Regions from separate parts of the Homo sapiens genome. Here region 2 is linked to region 1. The links are chromatin loops, found by intact Hi-C in ENCODE. Cell type or tissue: PC-9. All regions are shown on one strand. Links, peaks and the distances in the headings refer to the core of each region. The heading gives the core; the rest is flanking DNA.

What was found. A loop is a pair of places that touch in the nucleus more often than their neighbours do. Peaks named below come from ENCODE experiments on the same cell type or tissue, not always from the same donor. Only the 100,000 strongest peaks of a DNase experiment are listed, where the experiment ranks them.
Region 2: it touches region 1 in a loop (25-fold over the local background); 3 of 110 quality-filtered maps call a loop at or near these places.

What each region holds. Positions count from the first base shown.
Region 1 is chr16:21,699,591-21,714,546 of GRCh38, reverse strand. OTOA (otoancorin) reads right to left here. Exons shown (of 29, transcript NM_144672.4): 11 at 13,520-13,659; 12 at 9,255-9,378; 13 at 4,444-4,659. Among named protein-coding and RNA genes, the nearest start is that of OTOA, 43 kb to the right of the region's middle. RefSeq lists an enhancer at 10,496-10,585. In PC-9, for the core only: CTCF peaks have their summits at 5,660 and 5,861 (motif pointing right); a DNase peak (open chromatin) is centred at 5,866.
Region 2 is chr16:23,053,037-23,069,980 of GRCh38, reverse strand. It overlaps USP31 (ubiquitin specific peptidase 31), which reads left to right. Exons shown (of 16, transcript NM_020718.4): 16 at 365-8,575. The coding sequence ends at 1,935. Among named protein-coding and RNA genes, the nearest start is that of USP31, 88 kb to the left of the region's middle. RefSeq lists an enhancer at 1,510-2,011. In PC-9, for the core only: a CTCF peak has its summit at 9,057 (motif pointing right); a DNase peak (open chromatin) is centred at 9,100.

The DNA.
Region 1 (14,956 bases), core at 2,044-10,043:
AGAGCAAAACTCTGTCAGAAAGAAAAGAAAGAAAGAAAGAAAGAAAGAGAGAGAGAGAGAGGGAGAGGAAAGAAAGAAAGAAAGAAGAGAGAGAGAGAGAAAGAAAGAAAGAGAGAAAGAAAGGAAAGAAAGAAAGAGAAAGAAAGAGAAAGAAAGAGAGAAAGAGAGAAAGAGAGAGAAAGAAAGAGAGAAGGAAAGAAAGAAAGAAAGAAAGGAAGGAAGGAAGGAAGGAAGGAAGGAAGGAAGAAAGGAAAAGAAAGAAAGGAAGGAGGAAAGAAAGAAAGAAAGAAAGAAAAAAGAAAGAAAGGAAAGAAAGAAAGAGAGAGAGAGAAAGAAAGAGAAAGAAAGAAAGAAATTATACTTGGGTTTTTTTTCCTTCCTTTAGAGTGAAGATGCTAGATAGTTTTCCATATAATCAAGGACATGCTTTGGTTCTATGAAAAGACAGCTGAGTGGGTTCCTTTAGTTATTCTGTGTATAATGGGTGATCTCATGCTGTCTTCAAAGAAGGCAAGACCTTTTGACCTCTTGCCTTCTGAGTAAAAGTGGCCTCACCCCTCAGTAGGAAGAGTTGGGTATTAGGAAAGAGACAAACCACTTTGTCCTGGGCTGGGAGGGAACAAAACCGTCTCCCTCAACTCCCTAAAATCAAATTCAGAGAGGACTGTCAAGGTGGACCCATGGAGCCCCAGTCAAGGTCCAGAAACAAGGATTCAAAGCCTTCAACATAAAGTCACCACGAGGCTAGAAGAGACCAGATGAATGGGCTGGCCTGGTACCTGAGTCAGAAAGTGGGAGTGCGTGGGCATTGGTCATGGTGCCATAATGGAGACAGTGAGCACAGGAGTTAAACAAGATGGCTCTGAGGCCAGGTGCCCTGGGTTCAATCCCAGCTGCGTAACTTTCACGTGGCCTTTTCCAGTTCCCTTACACACTCTGTACCTCACAAGAATGAACTGGAAAATGAAGACTACAGCACTACTGACTTCAGAGGATTGTTGGATTAAGTTATTAATTCACTTAGAACACAACCTGGCACATAGTAAGTGTTCAGTAAATGTTTGTTATTCCACACCCTCCCTCCCTTGGCCCCGCGATGGAGGAAGCAGGCTAGGACCAGCCCTCGGAGCTGCAGCTGCCCTTCATCCCTCCCTCGCCCTCTCTACCGACATCCTGCTCCAGTTCCCACTTGGATTTACTTTGGGGAATGTGGTTGGAATATATCTGGCTCAGAACCATGACATACCAAACCCAGCTTTAAAAACTTGAAGAAATTTAAAAAGACTTGGATGCCAAGAAGAAATTCCCTACTCCTTCTCTTTGGGAGGCCAAGGCGAGTAGATTGCTTGAGCCCAGGAGTTTGAGATCTGCCTGGGCAACATTGCAAAATCCCATCTCTACAAAAAAATACAAAAATCAGCCCGGCGTAGTGGCATGTGCCTGTGGTCCCAGCTACTCAGGAGGCTGAGGTGGGAGGATCACCTGAGCCTGGGGGGTCAAGGCTGAAGTGAGCCAAGATCAGATCACTTCACTCCAGCCTGGGCAACATAGTGAGAACCTGTCTCAAAAAACAAAAAAAGAAGAAGAAACCCCCCAGTTCCTGAGGCCGACTCCAGCACTGCCTTCTGGATGCATGGATTCTACTCTATAACTCTTAAACCCCTTTACCGCCTGAATCAAAAGCTTTTGTTTTCATTTTACCACCTGAATCAAAAGCTTTTGTTTTCATTTCCAACCTCAGTGATGCGATCTCGGCTCACTGCAAGCACCGCCTCCCAGGTTCACGCCATTCTCCTGCCTCAGCCTCCCGAGTAGCTGGGACTACAGGCACCCGCCACCATGCCCAGCTAATTTTTTTTTTTTTATTTTTAGTAGAGACATGGTTTCACCGTGTTAGCCAGGATGGTCTTGATCTCCTGACCTCGTGATCTGCCTGTCTCGGCCTCCCAAAGTGCTGGGATTACAGGCGTGAGCCATCGTGCCTGGCCTAGTGATTTTCTTCCTTGTGAGACACTGTGGTATTTTGCTTTAGAACAAGCAAAATGGGGCCCCTTACATTTTCAACATCTTCACCTCTTCCCATATCCTCCTTCAAGCTGCATGGGAGGTACTAACACTAGAATTACGGTGCTAGGTTAGTAAACATGACCTTTAAGGAGTAGTCTCTCCTTTATTCTTTGGGATTCCTACTACTTTTTTCTTTTTTTTTTTTAAGACAGAGTCTTGCTCTGTAGCTCAGCCCAGTCTGGAGTACAGTGGCATGATCTCGGCTCACTGCAACCTCCTCTGCCTCCTGGGTTCAAGTAATTCTTCTGCTTCGGCCTTCCAAGTAGCTGAAATTACGGGTGTGCACCATCATGGCCAGCTAATTTTTCTATTTTTAGTAGAGACAGGGTTTCACCATGTTGTCCAGCTGGTCTCAAACCCCTAGCCTCAAGTGATCCATTCATCTTGGCCTCCCAAAGTGCTGGGATTACAGGCATAAGCCACCATGCCCAGCCTACTACCTTTTGTCAAAATAAAAATTGATGAGTTTTGTATAGTTGGTCAGACACAGTTAAAACTAAATTCACAGTTTAGCAATTATAATGGGTGCTTGTTAAACATCTGGTAGTAAATTATGTTGTTTCAAAGTAATTAAAATTAATATCCAGAAGCCAAAAATAAACAAATGTTTGTTATTATTATTTGATTGGAATGGGTCCTAATCCAATCCTTGTGAGCCAGTTTGCATCCTGGGAAGTGGCCAGGAGTGTGGACTAAACGAGAAGGACACCAAAAGCCAGGCACGGTGGCTAATGCCTGTAATCCCAGCACTTTGGGAGGCTGAGGCAGGCGGATTACAAGGTCTGGAGTTCGAGACCAGCCTGGCCAACATGGCGAAACCTCGTCTCTACTAAAAACACAAAAATTCGCTGGGTGTGGTGGTGGGTGCCTATAATCCCAGCTACTCGGAAGGCTGAGGCAGGAGAATTGCTTGAACCCGGAGGCGGAGGTTGCAATGAGCTGAGGTTGTGCCATTGCATTCCAGCATGGGCGACAAGGGCAAGACTCCGTATCAAAAAAAAAATTAGATGACACCAAAATGCTTAGAACTCAAGTCTCCCAGATTTGGAGCCCTCTGGACTGGACCCAACCCAGGGACATTAATTGTCCCCAAAAGAATGTCCATTTTCCACCCCAGGAGCAGCAAGAACACAGATTAAGACTCCTGTCCCCACCAAAGAGGACTGTCTGCCTGACAGTTCCCTCTCTGCAGCCCAAGATTGGAATAAAATAGCATCATCCCTAATCCCAAAGTAATGGCAAAAACCGCAATTACTTTTTGCATCAACCTAATAGCAGCTTAACAGCAGGCAGGAAAATCCTGGGATGAGTCCCACACGTTGATCCCACTCAGGGATGGCTAATGCCCCTTGAGCTCCTACTCTGTGGTGTCACCTGGTGGTCTAGCTTCTTCATGTGTACCAACTCACATAATATTCGCAGCAATGCTACAGGATAAGTGCTACTGATTTGTTGTTGTTGTTGTTTAATTTTTTTTGAAATGGAGTCTTGCTCTGTCGCCCAGGCTGGAGTGTGGTGGCACAATCTCTGCTCACTGCAACCTCTGCCTCCCAGGTTCAAGCCATCCTCCTGCCTCAGCCTCCCAAGTAGCTGGAAGTACAGGCATGCACCACCACGCCCAGCTAATTTTTGTATTTTTAGTAGAGACGGGATTTCACCATGTTGATCAGGCTGGTCCCAAACTCCTGGCGTCAGGTGATCCTCCCACCTCAGCCTTCCAAAGTGCTGGGATTGCAGGTGTGAGCCACCTTGCCCGGCAGTAAGTGCTATTGTTGTCCACATATTACAAATAGAGAAACTGAGTCAAAGTGAAAATAGCAAATTGCCTAGTGTCACACAGCTAGTAAATGGCAGAGCAAGGATTTGAACCCAGGCAGTCCTCCTCAGCATCATCTTCTTACTGATTGGTTGCCCCCTGCTGTGTGTGTATAACTGATTGTTATGGATTAAATATTTGTGTCTCCCAAGAATTCATATGTCAAAGTCCTAACCCCTAATGTGATGGCATTGGGAGGTGAGACCTTTAAGAGGCCTTTAAGGGTTAGATGAGGTCATGAGATAATGAGGGTCAGGTGGGGCCCTGATCCAATGGGATTAGTTTCCTTGTAAGACGCAACACCAGAGAGCTTGCTCTCATGTGGTCAGGTGAGCACACAGCAAGATGGCGGCCACCTACAGGCCAAGAGAAGAGGCCTCAGAATGAAACCTACCTTTCTGACACCTCGATGTTGGACTTCCCAGTCTCCAGAACTGTGAGAAATAAATTTATGTTGTTTACGTCACTCAATCTACAGTATATTTTTATGGCAGCCTGGCAGGTCTAATACACTTAGGTCATCTTAGGGGAATAAAAAAGAGTTTAAAACTCCAGCTGACCTTCTCATGGGCCAAGTATTTGGCAGACAAGATGATGACCTGGCTCTTGGCCCAACCTGAGACCTGGTTGAGGGTGGAGATGGCTCCGTGCACAGCCTCGGGGGAGAGGGATTCCAGTTGGCTGTAGGTCAAACCTACAACTGCATCCGACAAAGAACCCAGGGTCTCATTGAGGGTCTGGTTCTCCATGGCAATGTCCAGGAGTTCTGCTTTGAGCTGGAAGGAGAGCAAACTGGAATGAGTGTTGACAGGAAGCAGGGCGGTGGCTCCCTCTGACCATATCCAGGGCTATTAGGACTCCACAGCACCTCCCTTGACCCTGTTCCATCAAAGCTTTTGGGCTCAGAAACGATGAAGGAAAGGGACTCCTGCCATGCCCAGACAGTGAGACACCACACGGAGGACACCTCTTCTGGCCTTAGCTTTCATGTGCCAAAAATTCCCTTTGTACTTCATTTAAATATTAATTTGTTATTAAATCAACCTTAATCCATGTCAGAAAGAAATGTTCCTTTTATAACTACACCACACTCTTATAGCATCTGTTGTCCTCTGGTGACCTTGAACTCTATATCCATATATACAGGCTGTTTTCCTTTCATTAAATAGCCAGGGGCCTTTTCACGATAATTTATAATCTGTGTAAAAATAACTTTTTTTTTTTTCTTAAGACAGAGTTTTGCTCTTGTCACCCAGGCTGGAGTATAATGGTGTGGTCTTGGCTCACTGCAACACTGCAACCTCCACCTTCCGGGTTCAAGCGATTCTCCTGCCTCAGTCTTCTGAGTAGCTGGGATTACAGGCACCCACCACCACACTAATGTTTGTATTTTTAGTAGAGACAGGGTTTCACCATGTTGGCCAGGCTGGTCTCAAACTCCTGACCTAATGTAATCCACATGCCTCAGCCTCCCAAAGTGCTGGGATTAGAGGCATGAGCCACCACATCCAGCCAAAAATAACTCTTCACAGTACAAGAAAGTAAAAGTCTCCTGAACATCCTACCACATAAAAATAACCATGATTAGCAATTGGGTGTATATGCTTCCAAGATTTCTTATACCTTTATAAATATAGAGACACTACATAGTTTTTACAGAGTTGTAATATGAACAGAAGCACAATTTACTCTTCTTAAAATTATCTCTTGCACCTCTTTGCACATTTCTATGATCATTTTAATAATTATTTTATTGCAATATGCCTGCCTAATGATAGTAAAGTGTGCGTTACAGCTGCTTTCGGTAAGGAATGTGATAAAGTCACCTACTATACAATGAGCTCTGTAACAAAAAACAAGAATGGTTCATATTTTAACACCCGAATTTACGTAATAACGTAGTCATTTCAGGCAGGTGCACAAAACGGGTTTCTGGCAATATTGAAATAGCCACTGGGGGGCAGCAGAGTGAAGTAGAAGAAACAACTGTCAAAGCGCCTGGGTTCTCTAAGTTCGGCAACTGCCTTACCTAGAAATCAGTTTCCACATCTGTAAAACGAAGGGGTGGACTACAGTGGCAGCTCCCAAAGTGTGGAGCACACCCAGCGGCATCTGCAACACCTGGGAACTTGTTAGAAACGCAGATTGCCAGGCTGCTCCCGGACCTCCTGAATCAGAGACTGGGTGGGGCTCCGAAATCCAGGGATCCCCAGACTCCGGGTCACAGATGGGGACCACCGGGACCCTGGCCTGTTAGGAACCAGCCACAGCAGGAGGTGAGCAGCAGGCCAGTGAGCATTACCGCCTGAGCTCTGCCTCCTGCCAGATCAGAAGCGGCATTAGATTCTCCTAAGAGCAAACCCTATTGTGCACTGTGCATGCAAGGGACCTAGTCTGTGCGCTCTTTATGAGAATCTAATGCCTGATGATCTGTCACTGTCTCTCATCACCCCCAGATGGGACCGTCTAGTTGCAGGAAAACAAGCTCAGAGCTCCCACTGATTTCACATTATGGTGAGTTCTATAGTTATTTCATTATATATTACAATGTAATAATAGAAATAAAGTGCACAGACCGGGCGTGGTGGCTCACGCCTGTAGTCCCAGTACTTTAAGAGGCCATGGCAGGCGGATCACGAGGTTAAGAGAATGAGATCATCCTGGCCACATGGTGAAACCCCGTCTCTACTACAAATACAATAAATAGCTGGGCGTGGTGGCGTGCACCTGTAGTCCCAGCTACTCAGGAGGCTGAGGCAGAGAATTGCTTGAACCTGGGAGGCAGAGGTTGCAGTGAGCCAAGATCGTGCTACCGCACTCCAGCCTGGCAACAGAGCGACACTCCATCAAGAAAGGAGAGGAGAGGGGAAGGGGAAAGGGATGGGGGGGGGAGGGGGAGGGAGGGAGGGAAGGAGGAAAGAAAGAAAGAGAGAGAGTGAGAAAGAGAAGAAAGAAAGGAAGGAAGGAGGGAAGAAAGAAAGAGAGAGACAGAAAGAGAAAGAAAGAGAAAGAAAGAAAGAAAGAAAGAAAGAAAGAAAGAAAGAAAGAAAGAAAGAAAGAAAGAAAGAAAAGGAAGGAGAAGGAAGGTAGGGAGGGAGGGAGGGAGGGAGGAAGGGAGGGAAGGAAGGAAGAGCACAATAAATGTCATGCACTTGAATCATCCTGAAACAATCCCCCGGCCCCAGTCCACGGAAAAAAATTGTCTTCCACAAAACCGGTCCCTGATGCCAAAAAATTGTCTTCCACAAAACTGGAGCGCTGCCACAAGCTGTATTTGAACAGGCCCTCCCTGTGATTTAGATGCACCCTCCAGTTTGAGAACAACTGAGCTAGATGATCCCAAAGGGCTCCCTCGTATCTAATTGCATGCCACCTTCTCCTTGGTCAGGGCTGCCACATGTTGAGACCCCTGGGCCTTAAAATACATTTATCTTCTTATTTTTGCTTGAGCTTGCTTAGGACGGATTCTTTTCCTTGGAAACAAAAATATGCATTCACAGGCTAGGCTCGGTGGCTGACGCCTGTAATCCCAGTACTTTGGGAGGCCAAGGCAGGTGGATCACTTGAGGTCAGGAGTTCAAGACCAGCCTAGTCAACATGGTAAAACCCCATCTCTACTAAAAACACAAAAAATTAGCCGGGCATGGTGGCATGCACCTGTAGTCCCAGCTACTCCAGAGGCTGAGGCAAGGCGAAGGTTGCAATGAGCTGAAATTGTGCCACTTGAACCCGGAAGGTGGAGGTTGCAGTGAGCTGAGATTATGCCACTGCATTCCAGCCTGGGTGACAGAATGAAACTCAAAAAAAAAAAAAAATGAATCTTATAAAAAAAAAAAAAAAGATGCGCTGACCAAAATAGATGACCACACTCTCAAATGTCAAATGTGTTTGGGGACTTTATGGTGATGTGTGGGAAACTGCTGTGAAATTATTGATGGCTTTATCAAAATTTCATTTAATATTATTTTCATGTCATCGTTTCGATTTTAAGCAAATTGAAAAGGGCCACAAAAAGTGGAATGGAAGGGGGTAGAATTGAGACTTGACTGGAAGGAAGAAGAGAGAGATGGAGAGGAAGGAAAATGAGAGAGAGCGTGTTTGCTCATCTGGTCTTGGGAACTCATAACCACCCTGCAATCCAGTGTTCTCAATCCTGGCTGCATTGAAATCACCTGAGAAGCATTAAAATCAGGCCATACCTCAGGCCACACCCCAGAACAATAACATCAGATTCTCTGAGGGTGGCACCTGGCAGGGATGTTACTAATCTAGAGGCAGGTTTGAGAACCACTGCTTTATCTCCTGCCGCTCCAGGTGTGCTCACCAGAGCAGCGGTTCCAGAATCACCTGGAAGCTTGTTGGAAGTGCAGCGTCAGCTGGGCGCAATGGCTCACACCTGTAATCCAAACACTTTGGGAGGCCAAGGGAAGAAGGAGGAAGAAGAGGAAGATGGGAGTCCTGGGCCTCAACCAAGAGCTCCTGAATCAGAATCTGCATTTAAGATCCCCAGGTGATCTGTATGCATATTTAAGTTCGAAGTAGCTGTCCCTTTCTTTTCTTTTCTGTTCTTTTTTTTAGATAGGGTCTTGCTCTGTCATCCAACTAGAGTGCAAAGTCACTATCATAGCTCACTGCAGGCTGGCACTCCTGGGCTCAAGCGATCCTCCTACCTCAGCCTCCCAAGTAGCTGGCACTATAGGCACATGGCTTTTTTTTTTTTCTTTTGAGACAGAGTCTCACTCTGTCACCCAGGCTGGAGTGCAGTGGCACGATCTCAGCTCGCCACAACCTCTGCCTCCCAGGCTCAAGCAATTCTCCTGCCTCAGCCTCCTGAGTAGCTGGGATTACAGGCGCATGCCACCACGCCTGTTTTTGTATTTTTAGTAGAGACAGGGTTTTACCATGTTGGCCATGCTGGTCTCAAACTGACCTCAGGTGATCTGCCTGCCTTGGCCTCCCAAAGTGCTGGGATTACAGGTGTGAACCACCGTGCCCAGCCATTTTTTTGTATTTTTTGCAGAGACAAGGGTCTCATGATGTTGACCAGGCTGGTATCAAACTCCTGGCCTCAAATGATCCTCCCATCTTGGCCTCCCAAAGTGCTGGGATTACAGGCATGAGCCACCGCGCCTGGCTGAGACAGCTTTCTGATTAAATTTTGATCTCCCCAGGGTCTGTTCCTTTGCTATTTTCTGTCTGGGCTTCGATGTTACACTTACCTCAGTATTTGAGATGCCATCTGCTGTGACTGGACTTAAATCCCGACTAATGCTGTGTGTTTTCTCCCAAAGGCTAAGCTAGGCTGTTCTCCCCATTTCTCTGGCTAGTGACACTGAGGCAGAGGCCTCAGGGCCTTGCACCCCAGCTGTACCTTCTGGACGCCAGCCTGGAAGCCCCTCAGGTGGCTGCACTTGATCATCTGGTAAAGCAGGACTTGAGCCACAGTGGCATCCAGCAATTCCAGGTCATTGTAGAAACAAACCAGCAGCCCCAGCCTGTGTGAGAAGAGGAGGGATGGTGGTGGAGGTGTAACCGCAGAACCAGCCCATTCTGGTTCAATTTTGTGTAATAAAATGGTGAGTTGTTTTTCAGTTGCCACGGACTCCCAGGTTGAAGGTCACATAACCTGAACATCCTCAGATGAACCAAATGTGCAACCACAGGCGGAACCTAACTGCTCAGACGAGACCAAGGAATGGGGGCTGAATTATGAAGTGGACACCACATGGCATGGTCCACGATCCAATCAGAATGAGTCCTGGCATCACCTCATGGCATGATCCAATCAGATCACACCTCCCAGCATCACCTTGTAGCAAGACCCAATCAGATCAAGTCTCATTACCCTCCGCCTATAAAACCTGCCCCAGTCCCCAGCTCAGAGACACAGATTTGAGCACTGTCTTCTGTCTCCTTGGCAGTTGATTCACAGTAACCGTTTCTCTCTACAAAAACCTAGTGCTTCAGTGTTTGGTTTTCCATTGCGCATGGGCAAACAGACCCAGTTTGGTTCCATAACAGAGCGCTGAGAGCTGGTGGACACGACACCCCCTCCCCAGTCCAAACCAATGGGGTCTTGATTATATTAATAGCAGCTACCACTTATCAGGTCTTGCACTGAGCCGTTTACCTGCATTATCTCATTACAGCAACCCTACAAGGCAGGTGCTCTCATTAGCCCCATTTCACAGATGGGGAAACTGAGATTTGATTTGTCCAAGGCAAGTCGGTGGAGCTGGGACTTAAATGTAGATCCATCCACCTATGCCATCTCTCCACCTGGGATGAATAAAGGGAATAAGGAAAGAAAGGTGCCGGTAGCCACAGAAAACTCCCCATTTTCCACATTACAATCACTAAATTCTAGAGCTGATCTCACCCTGAGGGATTCTCTGAGGCAGAGATCTGTTTCTAGGATGCCTTCTGGTACCCACCCAGATGATGCAAAGATTTCAGAAGGAAAACAAAAAAGACTGGAGGAAAACAATGGAAGGGCAGAAGTGAGATTGGAACCCTGGTATAACTGAGAGCAATGTTTCTAATCATTAAGAGCATTGATTCAGGCCTACTGCAGTTTGAAGCCCAGCTCTGTGAGATGTTTGCTCTCCACCAAGTTACTTAACTTCTCTGTGAGGCCGCTATACACAGTTCTGCAGTGCACACTCTGTACTCCCATACTGTACAGAGACAGGGTGCCTCTCCCTCTCTGAGCCTCTAATAAATGGGAGGTTTTCTTTGTTCATCGTAGCACATCATAATAAACATGAGTGAAAGAAAGAGGATGATTGTGAAAGTTAAATGAGAAGTGGTATACCAACTGATTTGCATACATCCTGGTGGAAACCAAGCACTCATTCATTAATGAATGCTCTTAGAGTTAGAATGAAGACTACCTAGTTGACCACAGTCAGCCTGGCTCCACCCTCTCAGAGCGATATTGACATATTCAGACATGCCCACAGGAGAGCTGCCAGGTCCAGGGAAAAGATTTGAAAGTGTGTCTCATGAGGAAAAGAGATCTGCTTAACTTCGAGTAAAGAAGACTCAGGGGAAGTGAGGGCTGAACGTTAATAACCACGTTGAGAATAACTATTCACAACAGCCAAGACATGGAATCATCCTAAGTGTCCAACACGTCAGTGGATGAATGGATTTTTTTTTTAATTTGGTGGATACACAATGGAATGCTCTTCAGCTTTGAAAAAGAAGGAAATTCTATCATATGGGACCCCATGGATGAACTTGGAGGATCTTATGCTAAGTGCAATAAGCTAGGCACAGAAAGACAAATACTGTATGACCTCATTTATATTATGAATCTGAAAAACAAATAAACAAACGTCATACTCATGGAAGCAGAGCCTTAGAATGGTTGGTACCAGGGGCTGGAGGTGGGAAGGGAGTTGGAGAGACTTGGACAAAGGACACAATGTTTCAGTTAAATAGGAAAATAGGTTCTGGAGATCTATTGTACATGCTGACTACAGTTAATAACAATGTATCATATACTCAAAAATTGCTAAGAGTAGATTTTAAGTGTTCTCACCGCAAAAAAAGTATGTGAGGTAATGATAACTTAATTAGCTTGATTTAGCCATTCCACAATGAATATATATCTCAAAACATGTTGCACACCATAGATATAATTTTTATTTATCAATTTAAAAAAATAAATTATAAAAGAAAAATAGGCTTGGCGTGGTAGTTCATGCCTCTAATCCCAGCACTTTGGGAGGCCGAGGCGGGCGGATCACAAGGTCAAGAGATCAAGACCATCCTGGCCAACATGGTGAAACCCCGTCTCTACTAAAAATACAGAAATTAGCTGGGCGTGGTGGCGTGTGCCTGTAGTCCCAGCTACTTGGGAGGCTGAGGCAGGAGAATCACTTGAACCCAGGAGGCAGAGGTTGCAGTAAGCCGAGATTGTGCTACTGCACTCCAGCCTGGCGACAGAGTGAGACTCCGTCTCAATAAATAAATAAATAAAAAGAAAAAATATTATTCATTGAGCACTTACTATGTGTCAAGTGTGCAAATCCCTACAAAGACCTTAATGCAGTAGGCATATTTTTATCTCCCATTTTACAGATGGGGAAGCGGAAGTATAGAGAGGTGATGTAAAAATAGCAAAGATCACACCATTAGTAAGCAGCAGGGAAGGATTAAGCCACGAAGTCTGGCTCGAGGTCCCATGTTCTTAATCATGAGGCTATTTTTGTGTGTGTGAAACCATAGAAAAATGAGACACATGCTAATAAGTGAAAATTACTAAAGGTAGGTGAAACAGATGTAATTGTTTCCTATGAGTACATTCCCTAAGAGTGGCTCATTTGAAAAACCTTAAGGTAATATGGGATGGGAGCAGTGTGGCAATAATAAGACCTTGAGAGACGGACACAAGAGGATTGAATGATGGCCCAGCACAGTGGCTCACGCCTGTAATCTCAGCACTTTGGAAGTCCAAGATGGGTGGATCACTTGAGGTCAGGAGTTTGAGACCAGCCTGGCCAACATGGCGAAACCCAGTCTCCACTAAAAATACAAAAATTAGCTGGGTGTGGTGGCACACGCCTGTAATCCCAGCTACTTGGGAGGCTGAGGCAGGAGGATCTCTTGAATCTGGAGGTGGAGGTTGTAGTGAGCTGGTATTGCACCACTGCCCTCCAGCCTGGACAACAAAGTGAGACTCTGTCTCAAAAAAAAAAAAAAAAAAAACAGGATTGAATGGGCCAGGCGTGGTGGCTCATGCCTGTAATCCCAGCAGTTTGGGAGGCCAAGGCAGGCAGACCACCTGAGGTCAGCAGTTCAAGAGGTCAGGAGTTTGAGACCAGCCTGACCAACATGGCAAAACCCCATCTCTACTGAAAATACAAAAAATTTAGCTGGGCATGGTGGCACACATCTGTAGTCCCAGCTACTCTGGAGGCTGAGGCATGAGGATTGCTTGAACCCAGGAGGTGGAGGTTGCAGTGAGCCAAGGTCACATCACTGCACTCCAGCCTGGGTGACAGGACAAGACTCTGTCTCAAAAAAATAAATAAATAAAAGGAAAAGGAGGGAGTATTGAGCTGTACTCACCACCTCCTTCCCATTGCCCACTCCCTTCCTGACACCCCTGGAATGTAGAGTTCCTGTCCCTCCTCCCCTGCTGGGAATGGTTTTAGGGAGGATCACATTACAGTCACTAAATTCTAGAGCTGATCTCATCCAGGGGCTCCCCAGCTAAGAGTCTGATAACAAGCGGTTCTCATATATGGGGACCCATGAGTTATTTCCAACACTTGACTCAACTTAAACGGAAATCACACATTCACTTTGGAACAGGACCCAGTCCTGAGTATTTAAAATGTTTCATTTCTGTGCTGAGAGACAGAATTAGCACTTGATAAGGTTGCATAAAATGCCTGGCACACAGGAGATGCTCAGAAAGCATTTATCCTTTCACCCAGCTTCATAACCTCTTCATAAAAAAAGTTGCAGACACCTCTCCTCACATGCACAGAGAAATATGGGACTATTCAAAGAGATGGACCAGCCACCTCCCTTCCCTCCCTGGGTGTTTTGCTGCTCAGAGAATTCTGATGCTTAGATCACATCTTGGGAAAGGGCTCCAAGGCCCAGAGCTCATGCGCTTGCCTGTGGATGGTGGAGGTATTCCTCATGTTAAAGTTGGAGGAGCTGATCCTCTCCAGAAACGCCTGGGCCAGCTCAGGTGTGATGTCATAGACCATGTCCAGCTGCTTGGTGGCGTTGTCATAGCTGATAAACAGCCCAATCTAGTTGGTGGACAAGGACGAGAATATCAGTGAGGAGGGTGGAAGTGGCCCAGTGTGGCCCCACCCTGGTGGTCTGCACTGTGCCCCATCATGGACACTTGGATACACCTCCTGGTTCTCATTGTCATTGATGTCTTTTTTTCTTTTCTTTTTTTTTTTTTTTGAGATGGAGTCTCACTCTGTCGCCCAGGCTGGAGTGCAGTGACATGATCTCAGTTCACTGCAACCTCCACCTCCTGAGTTCAAGCAATTCTCCTGCCTCAGCCTCCGGAGTAGCTGGGACTACAGGTGCCCACCACCACGCTTGGCTAATATTTGTATTTTTAGTAGATATGGGGATTCACCATGTTGTCCAGGCTGGTCTCGAACTCCCAGCATCAAGTGATCCACCCGCCTCGGCCTCCCAAAGTGCTGGGATTACAGGCGTAAGCCACCATGCCTGGCCTCATTGTCATTGATTTCTTAGTGGTCTGTAACTGCTACTTTAGTTTCCTCCTCAACCTAACTATTCTTTAGGAAAGAATTATTTTTTAATATCTGAGAAACTGGGCTTTTTAAAAGCTAATCTTTGCACATTTATTTCTAGATTTGTTATATGGAGGTCAGAGAATGTGGTCCACAAACTTTCTGCTTTGAAGAATCAGAATTTTTTTAATAGATGAATGAGTTTATAAATGGCCCTTGGGTGATGGAAAAGAGTATGTGTTCTCTTTGTAAGACACAAAGTTTGGTGCATATATATTCAACTTATTAAATATACTATTCAGATTCCCAACATTCTTGTTCCTTTTTGGCCCACATGTCCAAGGGTGCCACGTGCAAGTCTTCTACTACTACAGGACTCATATCTATCTATTCTTCCTTGTATTTCTAGCAGATTATAAATTATATATATAATTTTGGGGGGACACTGACTCACTCTTTTTATTTTATTTTTGTTTTTATTTTTATTTTTATTTTTATTTTTTTGAGATGGAGTCTCGCTCTGTCACCCAGGCTGGAGTGCAGTGGCACAATCTCAGCTCACTGCAACTTCAGCCTCCCGGGTTCAAGTGATACTCCTGCCTCAGCCTCCTGAGTAGCTGGGATTACAGGCATGTGCAAACATGCCCGGCTAATTTTTGTATTTTTAGTAGAGACGGGGTTTCGCCATGTTGGCCAGGCTGGTCTTGAACACCTGACCTCACATGATCCACCCGCCTCAGCCTCCCAAAGTGCTGGGAGTAGAGGCGTGAGCCACTGCGCCCGGCCAAGACACAGTCTCACTCTTTTACCCAGGCTTGGGTGCAGTGGTGTG
Region 2 (16,944 bases), core at 4,344-12,343, 1.4 Mb before region 1:
CACCTGTGGCTGCTTTCATGCAGCAGTGACAGAGTTGAATGTTTGGCCTGCAAAGCCTAACATCTGCTGTCTAGGCCTTCACAGGAAAAGTTATACCGAGCCCTGATGTAGGGCAAGGAGGCGAATAGAAGTTTGCTGTGTTAGAATGATCCTGAGTTAGAATGTCCCTATTTTATACATAAGGAAACTGGGCTCAGAAAAGTCAAAGCCACACAGGGACTCCTTGATCCCAGATGGGCTGGCTCTGAAGGTCATGCTCCTTTCATCCCATGAGGCTTACCTTCGTTTCACCTTCAGTGTCTTACAGTGTTGTTAGAATGTCTTCATTGGCTTAACTTAACAGTATTCTCTTTACTGTGTTCAGGAGGCTTTTCAACTCGACCATTTGTGAGAAGTGTCCAGCGTCAGAGTTTGTCATCCAGATCTTCTGTCACCAGCCCCTTGGCCGTCAATGAAAATTGCATGAGACCTTCATGGTCCCTGTCTGCTAAGCTGCAGATGCGCTCCAATTCTCCATCCCGATTTTCAGGGGATTCGCCAATTCACAGCTCTGCTTCCACCTTGGAGAAGATTGGGGAGGCAGCAGATGACAAGGTCTCCATCTCTTGCTTTGGTAGCTTGCGGAACCTTTCTAGCAGTTACCAGGAACCAAGCGACAGTCATAGTCGCCGTGAGCACAAGGCTGTGGGCCGGGCCCCTCTGGCTGTCATGGAAGGCGTGTTCAAAGACGAATCGGACACCCGCAGATTGAACTCCAGTGTCGTAGATACACAGAGCAAACATTCAGCACAAGGGGACCGCCTGCCCCCGCTCTCTGGTCCATTTGATAACAATAATCAGATCGCTTATGTGGATCAGAGCGACTCCGTAGACAGCTCTCCAGTCAAAGAGGTGAAAGCCCCCAGCCACCCAGGCTCACTCGCAAAGAAACCAGAGAGCACAACTAAGAGATCCCCCAGTTCCAAAGGCACTTCTGAGCCAGAGAAAAGCTTGCGGAAGGGGAGACCAGCCTTGGCAAGCCAGGAGTCATCCCTTTCAAGTACATCCCCTTCTTCTCCTCTTCCTGTAAAAGTCTCTCTAAAGCCCTCCCGCTCCCGCAGCAAAGCAGATTCTTCTTCCAGGGGCAGTGGACGGCATTCATCCCCTGCCCCTGCCCAACCCAAAAAGGAGTCATCCCCGAAATCTCAGGACTCCGTGTCATCTCCTTCGCCACAGAAGCAGAAGTCAGCCTCGGCCCTCACCTACACTGCTTCCTCCACATCTGCCAAAAAGGCCTCGGGCCCTGCCACAAGGAGCCCTTTCCCACCTGGGAAGAGCAGGACTTCAGACCACAGCTTGAGTAGAGAGGGCTCCAGACAAAGCTTGGGTTCTGACAGAGCCAGCGCCACCTCCACCTCCAAACCCAATTCCCCTCGGGTGAGCCAGGCCCGAGCAGGGGAGGGCAGGGGGGCCGGGAAGCACGTGCGGAGCTCCTCCATGGCCAGCCTGCGCTCCCCCAGCACAAGCATCAAGTCTGGTTTGAAGAGGGACAGCAAGTCTGAGGACAAGGGGCTGTCCTTCTTCAAATCAGCCTTGAGACAGAAGGAAACCCGGCGCTCGACGGATCTTGGCAAGACAGCCTTGCTCTCTAAAAAGGCTGGTGGGAGCTCTGTTAAGTCTGTCTGTAAGAACACCGGGGACGACGAGGCAGAGAGAGGCCACCAGCCTCCAGCTTCCCAGCAGCCAAATGCAAATACAACGGGAAAAGAGCAGCTTGTCACCAAGGACCCTGCTTCTGCCAAACATTCCCTGCTGTCCGCTCGCAAATCCAAGTCTTCCCAACTAGACTCTGGAGTTCCCTCGTCTCCGGGTGGCAGGCAGTCTGCAGAGAAATCCTCAAAAAAGTTATCTTCTAGCATGCAAACCTCTGCACGGCCTTCTCAAAAACCTCAGTGATATTTCTGCAATCAAAGTGTTTTATCTGTAAAGATGTTTATTTATTTAGAACCCCTGCCCTCCCACCAAAGCCTCCTGTGCTTTTGTTTTGTACTTTTTTGAGTCACGTGCCCGACTGTGTGTGTGTGTGTGAGTGTATGCGTGTGTGTGTCTAATTCAATTGCAAATTGTTCAAAGCGTCGCCTTATTCTGCCATTGAACCAAATAACAGCCATAGGCAAAACATTGACACCAAGCTAACTGGAATAATTGTAGACGATACCCAGGACGGTCCCTTTAGCAATTGTACATATTTCTTTCTAGAGAACTCTAATGACTTTCTTTGGATATGAGGGTTTTGAAACCTGTGAACCAGAAAAGCTACCATTAGTGCGTAGAAGGAGGAAGGAGCTGACTCGTGTTTCTTCTGAGCAGGACTTGTCCTTACTGTGGATTGTGGGTGGCACCAGGAGCTCTAAAAACTGTGACTCTAACAACGAAACAAATCGAGGGAAAAACTCTTGCTTTCTGCACTTTCGCCCCATCTACCAGTCTTTGTAAAGGGCAATATTTTAACACTAATGTTTCTCAGGTATATACTCAGCTAGTCTAGGATGGTTGCACACCAGTAAATGGATTAAAGAGGAAGGTGCCATGTGGGTGACTGTGTCATTTCTCCTACTGCCACAGATAGACATTTTCGAGGTAGAAATGAAGCCTTTCACCACCTTCCTATCTGTGGTGACATGTGCACCAAAACCTGTCTTGACTCTTGGGATAGGTCCTAGGAAGTGGCAGATTGGATAGCCAGAAAGCCAGTCACTCGTTTAATTTTTTTTCCTTCTGAAATTACTAGCTAAGGCTCTTGGAATTTTGCACTGTAGTAGAGCAGTTAACACCTTTGACAGATTCCTGGAAAAAACTTCTAGATTCTAAACTGGGTGAAAGACTGGACATCATTTTCCTTGTCAGGTGTTGCATTTTTCCGTTAGAGGTGGGAAGCTCCACGATGCCCTGTGTCTGTGGGCTCATGTTCCCTCATCTTGTAGCTTGGAGAGGAAAGAAGTTGCCTTCTGCCAAAAGCCAATGGTGGTATGTTGAAGCGTTGTGTGATCAAGTGTTACATATGCACTTCAGATCCTGTCTGTCAGTCTCTGTTAGGGCTGCCTTTCAGTAACTCATTTATTATTTCTTCTTTGTTCTTAAGATTTCATCTCATGCCCAGAACTCACAAGCAGGTTTTGGAGTGTGTTCCATCTGGCCGTGTCAGTGCAAATTGCATTTCTTACAAAGGAGAACCTCACCAAAAAAAACCTCACAGATAAGCAAAGTATATAGTTTTGCAAGCTTTTTCAAGGTCTCCTGGCAATACTTTCCTGCTCAATTTTTAGCTTTTCTTTTTTTTTTAAATGTCAAGAGAGTGAAGGTCTTGATTCTCTCTGAATAGCATTTGTCACTTTGCCAGTAAATACAGCATGCTAAGTTTATGTGCTTTTAAATATTAGCGTTTTTCGTCAGACTCTTCAAGTTCTTCTTGAACCCTTGGTGCACAGATCCATATATAACCTCCCTTTTCAGTATTGCTGTGTGTGAATTAACTACAACACATATGCATGCATAGCTGTGAATTCTGCACTACTTTTTTTTTCTTTTTTCCCCCCAAGAATATCTCTTGGGAAAAGTTTTTAGTACGTTACTTAACTTTATTTTGCTGCTAATTTGCGCATTAGCCGGTAACTTGCAAGTCTGGAGACCACTTACTGTTGAGGGTAGCTGGAATTTTAGACCCTTGGCAGTATTTAAGATTTAGACATTTAGCCTTGTGAAAGTTACCACAGTGCTCCATGTGATTCATTGACTGTGAGCCTGTTGTCCATTGCACTCAGCCCTGTACTCACTTCTTCACTCGCTGTCCTGGTTTTACTGTTCAGATTTTGGTGGGTTCTCAAAGCAGTACCACTCTCATCTGCTCAGTACATCTGCGGCAACTGGCTGCCTTCGATGCTGTCATTGCGTTCAGCCCAGCACATCACAGCCCCATCAGTGTGTAGCCACCGCTCTCGTTTTTCTGTATCGCTTTTATCTCCTGAAAAAGATGCACCAAATAAGAGATCATCTATATCAGGAATTGAATGTCTAACTCAAACCTCTCATTTTTGTTTAATAGGTAGATCTCATTTGAAGTCTCCTATCTGAATCTCTGAAACAATTATAGTTTGATTAGACAAAGGTTTTTAATAACACTTCTTTTTTGCTGTAGTCAAGCATTAATAGAAACTAGTTTAATTTTCACAGTGGTAAATATTTTTATTCTTGAGTTATCTAGGAATGGATTTTCCACGATGTCTAGTGACTTAAAAAAAAAAAGGAAAAACGTTTCTACAAATCCCTTTGGTTTTCCATGGGATCTGGAATAAAATGTCAGTGTCTATAAACTGTATGTCATGGAGTTTAGTCCTTGTTTCAGGTTTAATAGAAAAAATCAGGAAGTATCATGGCATTGTCTAGACATCATGAAGCTATTTTATTTCCATAGTTGGTAAACAGTGAAAATTTCATTATCTCCAACTACTAGGTACAACTTTAGGCCACAGGAAAGGTTATTTGGCCCGAAAGTTTGGAGGTGCTCCTTGAGGTGGGAAGTATCTTGTGGGAAAGTAGTTACTTGATTCAATTTAGTTCATTGGTAGGGTTGGGGACTTGGTGTTGGTTTCTTTCTTTCTTTTCTTTTTTTTTTTTTTTTTAATTTTCCCAGCAATATTTAGCACAATGAGCGTGTATGTGCTTTGGGGTTAAAAATTATCTGCTAGGGATGATAGGCCTGGGTTTCTCGTTGACATCTAGATGGGCCTGATTAGAGCAGTCATCTCCTGGTAGGCACAAAATAATCACCAACAGTAATGTTGTATCTGTAATGTTTGTTTGCTTTTTAAAGTTTTATTCTTGATTTCTTGTAAACATCCATTGCACTGAGGCCGTATCATTCCTTAAGACAGCCCTACATCTTGCCTTGGTAATCCCTTAGATAATGTGGAAACTCAAACCGTTAGGCTCCAGTCATCTTAGACCATTTCCCATCCGTTTTGTATTTTCTCGTCCTGAAAGCAGCTGAACTGAAAGTAAGTAATAATATGCTGGACCAGTGGGAACGGATGTGGGAGTATTTGTGGTGTGCTAAAATACTGTAATTATCTGTGAGGCTGCCTGACACGCTTTTGCAATCTTGTTTTCATCATTCATTCTGCAAACGTTTATGGAGGGCCTTCTTTGAGCACAGAGGCAAAACTGAAAGCTTCAGGGATTTGCTGTAGCTGAGGAGCCCTGGGAGCACAGCCCATCAAGCAAGGGATGTGATGGTGTCCTAAATGGAGTGACAGTTCTCCTGGGAAAAGAGATCACGTGGATTCCGGTCAAATCGGCTAAGGCTTGTGGTTCTCTTGAGCAAGTCTGTTCCTTCTGGAAACCAAAAGTGCCCTTCATCTTTAGAGACATTTTACTCTTCCATCCACCTTTTCAGACTGAGCTGTCTCTACTATTTAGGGGTTGAAAATCCATTACACAGTCACTTTACGTTAACATTGGGTCATCTTATGTTTGTATGAGACGGATGTGGGATTTGAGGGGAACATTGTCATTCCCTTAAAATAACTATCATGAAAAAAATAGCAACAGTATGTAAAGGGACCAAGAGTGGCAGCCTTTAGGGAAAATGGAGCAGAGAAGAGCTGTGAACAAAGCTCATTTATTTGAAATAAGCGTGCTTTATTTCACATAGAGGGGCATCAGACGTTACATTTCATTCGGACAAATTACTGAACAGCCGAAGTGATTGTTTCCAATGTAGGTTATTATAATTATTGGATACAAAGATTTAACTAGTGTTTCTGGGTTGGATTTTTGAAATAGTATGCAAGTCATAAGCACAGTTTCAATAAAACACGTATTCTGGAGGTGCGTGGAACTTTGTATTATTTGTAGTTGAGAAAGGCAAACTTTGCTGACAAACCAGTACCTATCACAAACGAACACAAAAAGTAGCTGTTACTGTGCAGGCTGTCTTTAACTTTCATTTCATAAAGGGTACATTATTGTTAAACTCTACTACATGGTTTGGGGAGAAATCCAGTGGTTTTATTTAAATGAACACTCTCACACTGCCTTTTGATCAACTTTCAAAGTATTTTGCAGATGCATTTTGAGCATGACCATTTTTTTCCCCAAGTAAAAACAATTGTGCGTGGCCTCCATATAACTCAGAAAGCATGCTCTTACTACCTATGCAAGCAAACAATAAAACATATAGACATGAAATGTTAAGTCTTAAAAAAAAAAGGCAACAATTATGGAGCTCTATTTTTAAATTTGTGATTTTCAAAATATGGCTTACTCATCATTGTGTAGAAGAGCATGAATGCGATTTCTTGTTTTGCTCTGCATATATTTCTCTGCTGTTTTTCTGATCATTGGCGAGATTGTAAAGTATTTTGCAAGCAGAAGTGGAATTGGATATGTTGAACACACATCATTGGTGTACATACTGTATTTAGCCTGAAGACTTTCCTAAAGTGTTTTGTTCTAAAAATAACCTGCCATTTTCTATAGATTTTAATTTTTTATATCTTCAAGGGTTCTATTTTGGTCACAAGGAAAGAATGTGGCTTCTAATAGTGCTAAGAATTAAAAGATGCTTTTATAGAGACTTAGAGCTATTTTGAAAAGCTTTGGGGCTTCCCAGCCACTGATCACAATTAGACTAAGCCCATGGAATTTCTGGGAGTGTTGTGCAGTGGATTCGGTTCTAGATCCATCTTACATTTGTTTAGTGTTTCCCAATTTTTGGGAGAAGGGGTGCACAGCAAATTTGAGAGACTTTTTTGAATCTCACACATGTATTTTCCTCAAGATTCTTTTAAGCCTCTTCTGAATGACTTGTCTGAGATAGTGAAGACCCACATTAACTAGAATCAGCTGGGGAACTTTAAAAAATACAGTGCCTGGGTCCCAGTCCCTAGCTTTTGATCTAATTCATGTAGGGGTGGGATCCAGGAATTACCATGTATTTTAAAAGCTTCTGGGTGTTTCTAATTTGCAGACAGATTGAGAACCACTATGATACGTCATCCCTTTACTGAGAATTATGGCGAGAATCACTGCCATTTGAATTACTCAGGAGTGACTGATTCCTCAGTTGTGTAGGAGAAGCAGAAAAAATAAGAATAAAAAGAATTGAGAGATACTGATATCAAACTCCCATTTGAAATACAAGGGCCCTTCTGATTCAAGGCCCAGTTGGGGAGCTTGGACCATGTTGTGAATGGCCTAGCACTCGCCAGTCTGGTGGAAATTGGTGGTCTTAGTTGCTGGAGCAGGCTGAGTGTCCCCGCGGGGTTTGCATCTGTCCCCAGAACCTTTTCCCCAGGCCCGTGGGGGAATAGGGAAGTCACTCTGAGCTAGAAATTGTCGAAGAAGAAAAGAAACAACCTTCCTAGCCTTGGAAAGCCTGTCCCTGCTTTTGATAGAATTATTGCCTTTTTGTAGGAATTACAGTAGCAAACCCCAGGCTGCCGCTGAATTTCCTACTTTTGCTCATTCTCTAGGATAGTTCTTATCCAGAATGTGGTTTCAGGAATTCTTTTTTTTAGTTTGAAAATGAATGTGAAACATTTTCTTTGGTGTCTTTTTTTTAAAAAAAAAAAACCCTTATTGCTATTTTTTCGTGTTTTTGTTTTGTTTTGTTTTTTGTTTGTTTTACCATTAAGTAATACACATCCCAGAATTTGGCACTCTGTGTTAACTGTGGAGGCAAATAAAATTTAGTTTTAATCTGTGGTGAGCTGAATGCACTACAACACCTTCGAAGTAATCTGATGGTTTCATTCTGTCGAGCCTCATGCTGCCTACAAAACACCACAATTTACCTGGTGTTTTCAACATTTTAAGGAATGAAGATACAAGTAGACATGCAAGTTGGAAATGTTTCTTTAGAAAGGCCATCCAGAATAATGATATCTGTTGCAGTCGTCCAAATGCAATATGAAATTTCCTAGGTGCTATTATAAACGGTGTGGTGTCATACCAAATGCAAAAGCAGTTACAGTATTTCCGAAGTTGGAGTTCTCTTTGTAGGCCTTTCAAATACGTGTTTGCATTCCATAGAGGTCTGCTCACCAACTGTGCCTCTCACCACTGGTTAAAATTGAATTTAAGCCTCATTGACATAAGTCGTTTCTTGATTGAACTCTTCAGTTTTTACACTGGAATTTCTGTAGTTGTCTTGAAAGCTGCATGTCACATCACTGTACACAAAGTGCTTTGGTATTACTCATGCACCGTGGATAGTGATTTCTGTGTCGTTTTCATTTTCAGTTGTACAGTAATATGGAAGGCAGGATGTCTTTCCTAGAGGCTGGAAGAAAAGTGTATCGTACATTTTAAATTTATTTTAGAACAAGTGCATGAGATGTGTCACTGATTTCTGTTATTTATTTGTATGTTTTATTATTCAAAGTGTATGCACTTTTAAGAAGCAGAATTTATATTTTTACGTTTGAAACGTTTTATTTCTGAAACAGCGTTGATTATATAGTATACAGTTGGAATTAAGAGAAAAGTGGAAAATGTAACAAAATACAATAAATTTATTACAAGATGTCCTCTTCAAGCCACATTTCTCCTTTCTCCCCCTTGCCAACTGATATCTTTTTGGTGTTGACTATAATAATAATTGTACTGCATCAGTCTTTACAAAATGCCTTAAAATTGCAGTGTTTAAAACACAAGTTACAGAAAGATGTATACATATGTTTTCTGTGTAAAAGTTTAAAACAAAAAATCACATCCATGCTTGTATAATTTTCACAATCAGGGATGGTTCTTCCCATTTCCTCCATGACGGATTAGAGACAGTTTGTCCTGGGCCATGGAACTGGACAAAAACTCACATTCTGGTTCAATCCAACAGATTTTCAACATTTCGCATTATTTTCCCCCTCTTACCAAACTTTTATGATGGGAAGAAATAGCAGTATAAAAGGGGCCATTCTTCCTGCGCTGTCTCATACCCTAGATATTTAATATTTTTGATACAAACAACATTTTTCCAGCTGTCTTTCCCACCCTTCAGGACAGAACTCCCTACTGAGGATGTCACATCACCTATGGCCACGTGGGGGCACTAAAGATCTCTTATGCATTTTAGAAGTCCAGCCTGCAGGTGGTTAGCCTCTGAGTGTGGAAATGTTTATTCAGTATGAGTTGGGGAATACGGTATCAGTGAACAGGGGTTTCTGTTTAGGGGAGTGCCACCAGCCATCATTTGTTCCCGGAAAGTGTTGAGTACAGATCAGGACAGATCTTGTTTCCCTAAAGCACAGCATTATGGTTTAGGGTTGGGGTGGGGGGAGTTGATGTTCCTGACAAGTGTGAACCACATGCCGTGCTAGGTACAGCACTTCTGAAGCTCTCTAATTTGAAATGGTAAGATTTCGCTTAGGTTCTGTTAGAGAGTTTAACCATGTAGTACGCTGATTATTCAAGAGGCTTCATTATGCCACAAAGTGTTCACATGTCATAAAATATGTAGATTTAATAGTTATGCAGATATTTAAGGATCATTTTGCCTGTCTCCTTAGGATTTGGAAGATTATCTTTCAATACTTGAATGGTCAACGTCTCTCTGAATACTTTTCGGGTCCCTGTAAATCTTCCTGAAGAAAGCAAAGGTGTGATAACACCCCTTGCCCAGAGCTGCATGTTCCTGTGTGTTAAACTGCCCCGTGGGTGATTCTAGGCCACTCTGACTCCGTGGGATGTAGCTTGAGGTCCTCCCCCACCCCAGTATCCCCTTTCTCCCAGCTGGGTTCTGTGTCATATGTTCTAATTCTGTGTACATCATCTAACATAACGTTGAACGGTTAATCACTTCGATTTACTAATACATTCACTTTCCATTGCTCTTCACTCCTTCCTGGGTTCTCCCAGATGGATGCTTCAGGTTTCCTCTCTGCGACCCTGTTCCTTTCTCAGGCTTCTCCACGAGGGTCATCTGGTAGATTTCACCTTGCTGGGTGGGTTGGGTCTACCTTCTGCAAACCCCTCTGGAATTCGGTCTTGGTTTGGTCTGGTCTTAGCTACGTTTTTCACCCTCTGCCAACACCTGCTATACACAGAGGACAGGGCTGTCCTCTCCCTTGGTGGTGCATTTTTGCATGCCATATAACCCAATGGCCTTGCACTCGTTTCTTAGAGCTTTCAGGGATTTGATATCAGTTTGACTTGCTCTTTGGATGTCTTAACAGCTCCATTTTTCTTGTGAAACGTGAGAAGATGGTGCAAATGAGACTGCAGTGCCTAGTTGGAATCAGGCCTCCCTGCCCCCGGTGGGGTCTCAGGGATCTTGCATTCCAGCACACCACCCCTGTGCCTTCCCTTTGTTTAGGAGGACTCCAGAGAGGCCCACAGTGCACAGATCCAGTTCCAGAGACACAGGGAAAAGGGTGTAATACGTCTTTCCTCTCCGAGAGTCTGGAGTGGACAGTGTGTGGGGATTGTGCACTGGGGACTGAGGATGAATGGCACCAGCCTCAGGGTTCCAAGTCCACAAAAGTTGTGGTGAGGAAGGTGCCCCTTTACTGTTTCACTCAGAATCGGAGTCCAGGTTCCTTCATTTAGTAATGTCTTCTGTGTGCCCAGCTGCTGGGGTTATGACCACACTTGGAGGGGCTCACCTGCCAGTCAGGAGGTCAGGTTGGCCAACAGATAACGTTTCAGCAAGTTTGCCACTTATTCCCTGCTCTTTCTCAAGGCATCGTCCCTAGAATGCTCTTCTCCGAGATGCCAGCCTGGCTCATTCCCTCATCTCCTCCACATCTTTACTCACATATCACCTTATTGAGGCCTTCCCTTACTACCTTTTTAGAACACTGCAACCTGCTTCACACGCTGTCCGTACTCCCTATTTTATTTTCTGCATATCACTTATCACAACTACCATAGGTCATATGTGAGCTGATGGGTGAGCTTACATGAGAGCGGGGAGGTTTGCCTGTTCTATTCACTGCTCTTTTTCTCAGCATCTAAGAGGGTGCCAAGCTTATAGCAGTTACTTAGTAAATACATACTAGCTGAATTAGTAATCTGCCTGAGTCTTTCTATCCAGAAGATGGAGGATACTGGTACTTGCATCATAGAGTGGTGAGAGTTAGATGGGAATGATGCCTATAAAGCCTTCAGCACAGTGCCTGGCACAGAGAAAGCGCTGGCTGAATGGAGCCATTTGTAATGATAACAATAGTGATGAGGAGGAGGGGCCGACCCTCCTGGGGTCAGAGGAGGGGGCAGTGGGCCATAACTCACACTTTCCAGGCAGGGGAAACTGCTTGCACTCTCTGGAAACCCTGAGTCCAGTCTTCCTGGAATGTAGGGCAGGAAGGCAAGAAGCGTTGGATGAAGGGGGCGGGAGATCCCATCTAGGGGGACCTTTTATGAACTGCTCCATTTGTCCTGTAGTAAATGAAAATCCAGGAAGAGATTTTAATTTAGGGGAGAGGAGATCCAGTTTGCACCTTCGCATGGTCACCATGACAAGATGTGTCATGAGAGAGCCGGTTCGGAGCTGGTTGCAGGAGTCTGGGTAGAGTGTGCGGAAGGGCTGACCGAAAGCAGTGCTGGGTGGCTGGAGAACAGGGAGACGCTTGGAAAGGCACCGTGCTCAGGGTCCAGGAGCAGGCTGCGGGGTTCGAATCTTGCTAGCTGGACAATCTTGGGCGGATTACTCAACAGCTCAAATTCTTCACACCTGTAAAATGTGGATAACGGTGTCTACATGATCATCACGAGGCTTAACTGGAATGCCTGGTTTATTTACATTTAATATAATCACTAATGTATTTGGTTTTTTGGTACTATCTTAACTTTCTTGGATATTTGTCCTGCTTATTTTATATTTATTCTTCTTGCTTTTCTTTGAGATGTATCAAGGATTTTTTTTAATTTTTAAAATTTTTCTTCTTAACCCACAGAACAAAGCATTTTTTTTATTCTAATTTTTCTCCTCAGTTTGTTATTTTTTTACTCTCCTTTTGTGGTTATCCTTGTAATTTCAACACGCACTTTTGATTTATAAGATTGTAAGAAAAGGGCCAGGCACGGTGGTTCAAGCCTGTAATCCCAGGATTTTGGGAGGCTGAGGCAGGTGGATCACCTGAGGTCAGGAGTTCAAGACCAGCCTGACCAACATGGTAAAGCCCCGTCTCTACTAAAAATACAAAAATTAGCCGGGTGTGGTGGCGGGCACCTGTAATCCCAGCTACTCGGGAGGCTGAGGCAGGAGAATCGCTTGAACCCAGGAGGCGGAGGTTGCAGTGAGCCGAGATCACGACACTGCGCTCCAGCCTGAGTGACAGAGCGAGACTCCGTTCTCTTCCCCATCCCCCCTTCAAAAAAAAAAGATTCTAGGAAAAATTTGTATTTGTTTACCCCTTGAAGGGCTTTATTTAGGACACTAATTCCATTTACCCATTTCCACCACTTGCTATGTTTGTCTTGCATTCTAATTCTATGCACACCATCTAACCTAACTTTATTAGTAATCCTGAGTAGTCAATATTCACTCAGATTTACTGATATATTTACTTTCCATTGCTCATCACTCCTTCAATCCAGTGTTTGATTGCTTCTGCCTGAGATCATTCTCCTTCAGCCTGAAGAACTCCCTTATTTCTTTTTAAGCCTGTGTCAGCGATACATTCTCTCAGTTTTATTTGATTGGAAATGCCTTTATTTGGTCTTCTTGAAGGGCATTTTCACTGGGAATAGAATCCTAGGTTGGAAATTACTTTCTTTCATTTTCATTCCATGGCCTTCTGCCTTTCACTGTTTATGTTCATAAGTCAGCTATCAGTCTTATTGCTGTTAATTTGAAGATATGTGTGGTTTGGGTTTTTTTGTTTTTTTGTTTTTTTTTTTTCCTGACTGCTTTGAAGATGCTTCTCTTTGGTTTCCATCAGTTTTATTAGGATGGAGTTTTTTTTTTTTTTTTATCCTTCACTTCATAAATCAGACTTGGAAACTTCTCAGGTGTTATTGCTTTAAATATTGCTTCTGACCCATTTTTTTTTTGCCCTCTTCTAAGACTCCAATTTCATGTATCTTAGACTTCCACCATGTCTCAAATATTCCTTTCACTCTTTTTTGTATTTCCTATTCTTTTTGATCCCCTTACCTCAGTCTGGATAGCTTTTACTGAATGAATCTTTTCAGTTCTATCTAATCTTGCCAGATTAAATAAAGGACATCTCATTAAAGTTGAATTTTAGATAAATTGTGAATAGTTTTTTAGTGCATGTCCAAAATTTTGAATGAACATACTTATATGAAAAATTATTTGTTGTTAATCTAAAATTCTAATTTAACTGGACATCTGCTTTTATTTGCCAGTTCTGTCCATCTTAGCTAAGTCTAATCTGCTGTTAAACCCACCTAATTGTATTCTTAATTTTGGTTATGGTGTTTTCAATTCTAGAATTTGCATTAGCTCTTCAGAGACTCTAGGTCTCTGGTTAAATTCTTCATTTGATTGTCTATTTTCTTAAACATATTAGTTATTTTAAAGGTTGGATCTGATAACACTAGTATCTAGTCACATGTGGACTTCTTTCTATTGTCTGGTTTTTTTTGTTTTGTTCTACTTCTTGTTGTGCTTTTTGATTAATGCTAGGCAGTGTGTAGGAAAAAATGTGTAGGCTCTGGCTGATGATATTTGCCTCCAGAGAGAATTCATCCTGTTTTCTGGTCGGCAGCTAGGGACTGAGTGGACTCAAAGTTGGATTGTAGTTGTTCTAAGACTCTGCTGCCTTCAGGTCATCTTACATAAGAATGAGCATTAATTTAATCGTTCAACACATATTTGTGGATCACCTGCTATGCCAAGCACTGGCCTGGGCATGGGTTACATCAGCATACCAGACAGGAAAAAAAAAACCCTTCGTCATGTGGAGTTTATCTTCTAGTTCACCTGTCCAGAAATTAATAATAATTAATAATAATAATTGACCTTAGCTGGGACCAGCTTCCAGAAGGAACAGAAATGTGGAGGTAAGTTGGTATTAAAGCAATGTGGAGATACACAACAAAACATGATTCTCTGCTCTCTTCCTACACCCCAGCCTTCCTGTGTTGGTAAATGACATCAACATCCAGTCCAGCTGCTCAGTCCAGAAACTAAGGATCCATCCTTGATGCTGCTTTTCCCCTCAACTCCCTCCTTACATCGAACCCATTCAAAAGCCCTGTCCAGTCCTACCTCCACAATTATGTTCTCAATGTGCCTCACTTCTCTTTCTCTCCACTGATAACATCAAGTCCAAGTCACATGATCCCTACCCAGACTGGGCTCCTGTATCAGCCTCTTAAATTTGTCCACTTCTCCAATTCCATCTTTAGTCTGTTCCTGCTGCCATTACAAAATACCTTAGATTGGGTAATATATAAACAATAAAAATGTATTGCTCACAGTTCTGGAGGCTGGGAAGTCCACGATCAAGCCGCCAGCAGATTCAGTGTCTGGGGAGGGCCTGTTCCTCATAGATGGCACCTTCCAGCTGTGTCCTCATATGGTGGAAGGGGCAAACAAGCTCCCTCGAACCTTGCCTGCAAGGGCACTTATCCCACTCATGAGAGCTCTGCCCTCATGACCTAACACTTCCTAAGGGGCTCACCTCTTAACACGATTGCACTGGGGGTTAGGTTTTGATATGCAAATTTGAGCGAGACACCAACATTCAGATTATAGCACCATCTTATGTCACTTTTCTTTCACTTTGGGCACAGAACCCACCTTTTAGTGTCTTGAACACAGGGCCTTGGCTGTTTTCCTCTTCCAGGAATACTCTTCCCCCAGATGGTCACGGGGCAAGTTCTTTCTCATCTCAAATGGACCCTTAGAAAGGCCTCCTTGGACCACCATAACCACAGTTACCCTTTCACTCTACACTCATTCTCTGTCAGGACCCTCTTTTATCTTGATAGTATTTCGCAGTCTCTGAAATTCTTATTTATTAGTTCATTGGTTTATCATCTGTCTTCCCCCAACTGGAATGTAGTTACTATGAGAGAAAAATCATTTACCTGCCTTTTCTCTGATACTTGTGTCATTTTGGATACTTTCAGCTATAAGTAACAGAATCTCCAATTAATCTAGGCTTTATTATTTTAATTTTATACTTTTGCATACTGAGTCCCAAACAGAGTAAGTAATCCACCTAAAAGTCACATAGGAAATAACTGGTAGGTTTTGAATATTAACCTAGGCCTGTTTTATTTCAAAGTTTTTATTTTTTTCCACTTATTCCTTCAATACCCTACACTATATTAAATAGGAAAACTTAATAATAAACGTATACAACTGCATTTTGTAATGCAATTACTAGATGGGGGAATTTTTCTAGATTGATATAGTCCTTTTCTTTGTAATCCCTGAGTAACTTTTACTACAGCAAATTCAGGAAGTGATGCAATGTCTACTTTTTGGTAACAGAATTTAGGAGAGCCTCCTTGGATGGTTTTTTTACAACTTAAAAATAATTTTGGACTTACAGAAGGAGTTGCAAAGATAGTTGAGAGAATTCCTATATACCCTTCAGCCAATTTCCCCTAATGTCAACAGCTCGTATAACTGTAGTAAAATTATCAAAGCCAGAAATTAACATTGGTACAATACTATTAACTACAGATTTTATCTGGATTTCACTAGTTTTTCCACTAATTTTTTTTGTTGTTCTAGAAGTTAATCCCAGATTCCACATTGCATTTAATTATCCTGTCTCCTCAGTTTCTGCAATCTGTGACAGCTCAGTTTTTCATGACCTTGACATTTATTTGTTTGTTTGTTTATTTATTTAGAGACAGAGTCTAGCTCTGTTGCCCAGGTTGTAGTACAGTAGTGTAGTCATAGCTCACTGTAATCTTGACCTCCCAGGCTCAAATTCAGCCTCCTTAGTTAGCTGGGTCCAAAGGTGTGCACCACCATACCCAGCTAATTTTTTTTCTTTTTTAGTAGAGATGGGGTCTCCTCATGTTGCCCAGGCTGGTCTTGAACTCTTGGGCTCAAGCAATCTGTTCACCTCGGCCTCCCAAAGTTCTGGGATTATAGGCATGAGCTGCTGCTGTACCTGGCCAACGTGGACACTTTTGAAGAGCACTAGCCACTTATATAGGATGTCCCTCAGTTTGGGGTTTGTCTCATGTTTTCTCATGATTAGATTGAAGTTTTGCATTTTAGGGCAAGAATATCAAAAGCAATGTGCCCTTCTCAGTGTTTCAAAGGAGGCAGCAAGGCATCAATATGTCTTATTACTGGTGATATTAACCTTGATCACTTGGTTCAGGTGGGTTTCACAACTGTAAGGGTACTATTTTATCTTTCATCATTAATATGTATCTTGGCAGAGATACTATTTTTAGACCATGCAAATATCCTGTTTCTCCTCAAACATTGACCTGCTAATTTTAGCATCTATCAGTGGACCTTGCCTGCAACAATTTATATGACTGTGGGATTCTAATGGTGAGAGAAAGACATTTTAAAAGCCTCACTTAATGAGGAGGCCAGAGGCAGGGCAGGTGCAGAGGCTGGCTGTGCGCCTCAGCAGTGTCACCAAGGACCCAGGCTCTTATCCTTCCTGCTGCTGTTCTCAGCATAGTGGCCTTTTGTTCTCACATTTGGCCTTCAGTGGCTGCCATGGTTCTGTTAACATGACAACATCCAGCTGAAGAAAATGGGACCTTTCTCTACCTAGGTTCAGAAAGGAAAATATTGCCCAGAACCACCTCTGCTCCCTGAAAATCTTCTCTCAGATCACCTGCCCATGACCAAGTTGCAAGGAAAGCAAACTCTCTGGCATTTCTAGCCACTGCTGGGGGTGGAGGGCGGGCTCCGGCCCAGAAGACACTGGAGAGTGAGTGCTGGGGACACAGCCTACTGGCTCTGCCCCATTGTGTCACTCCTAGCCCCTGAGGAAGTGCCCTGCACCT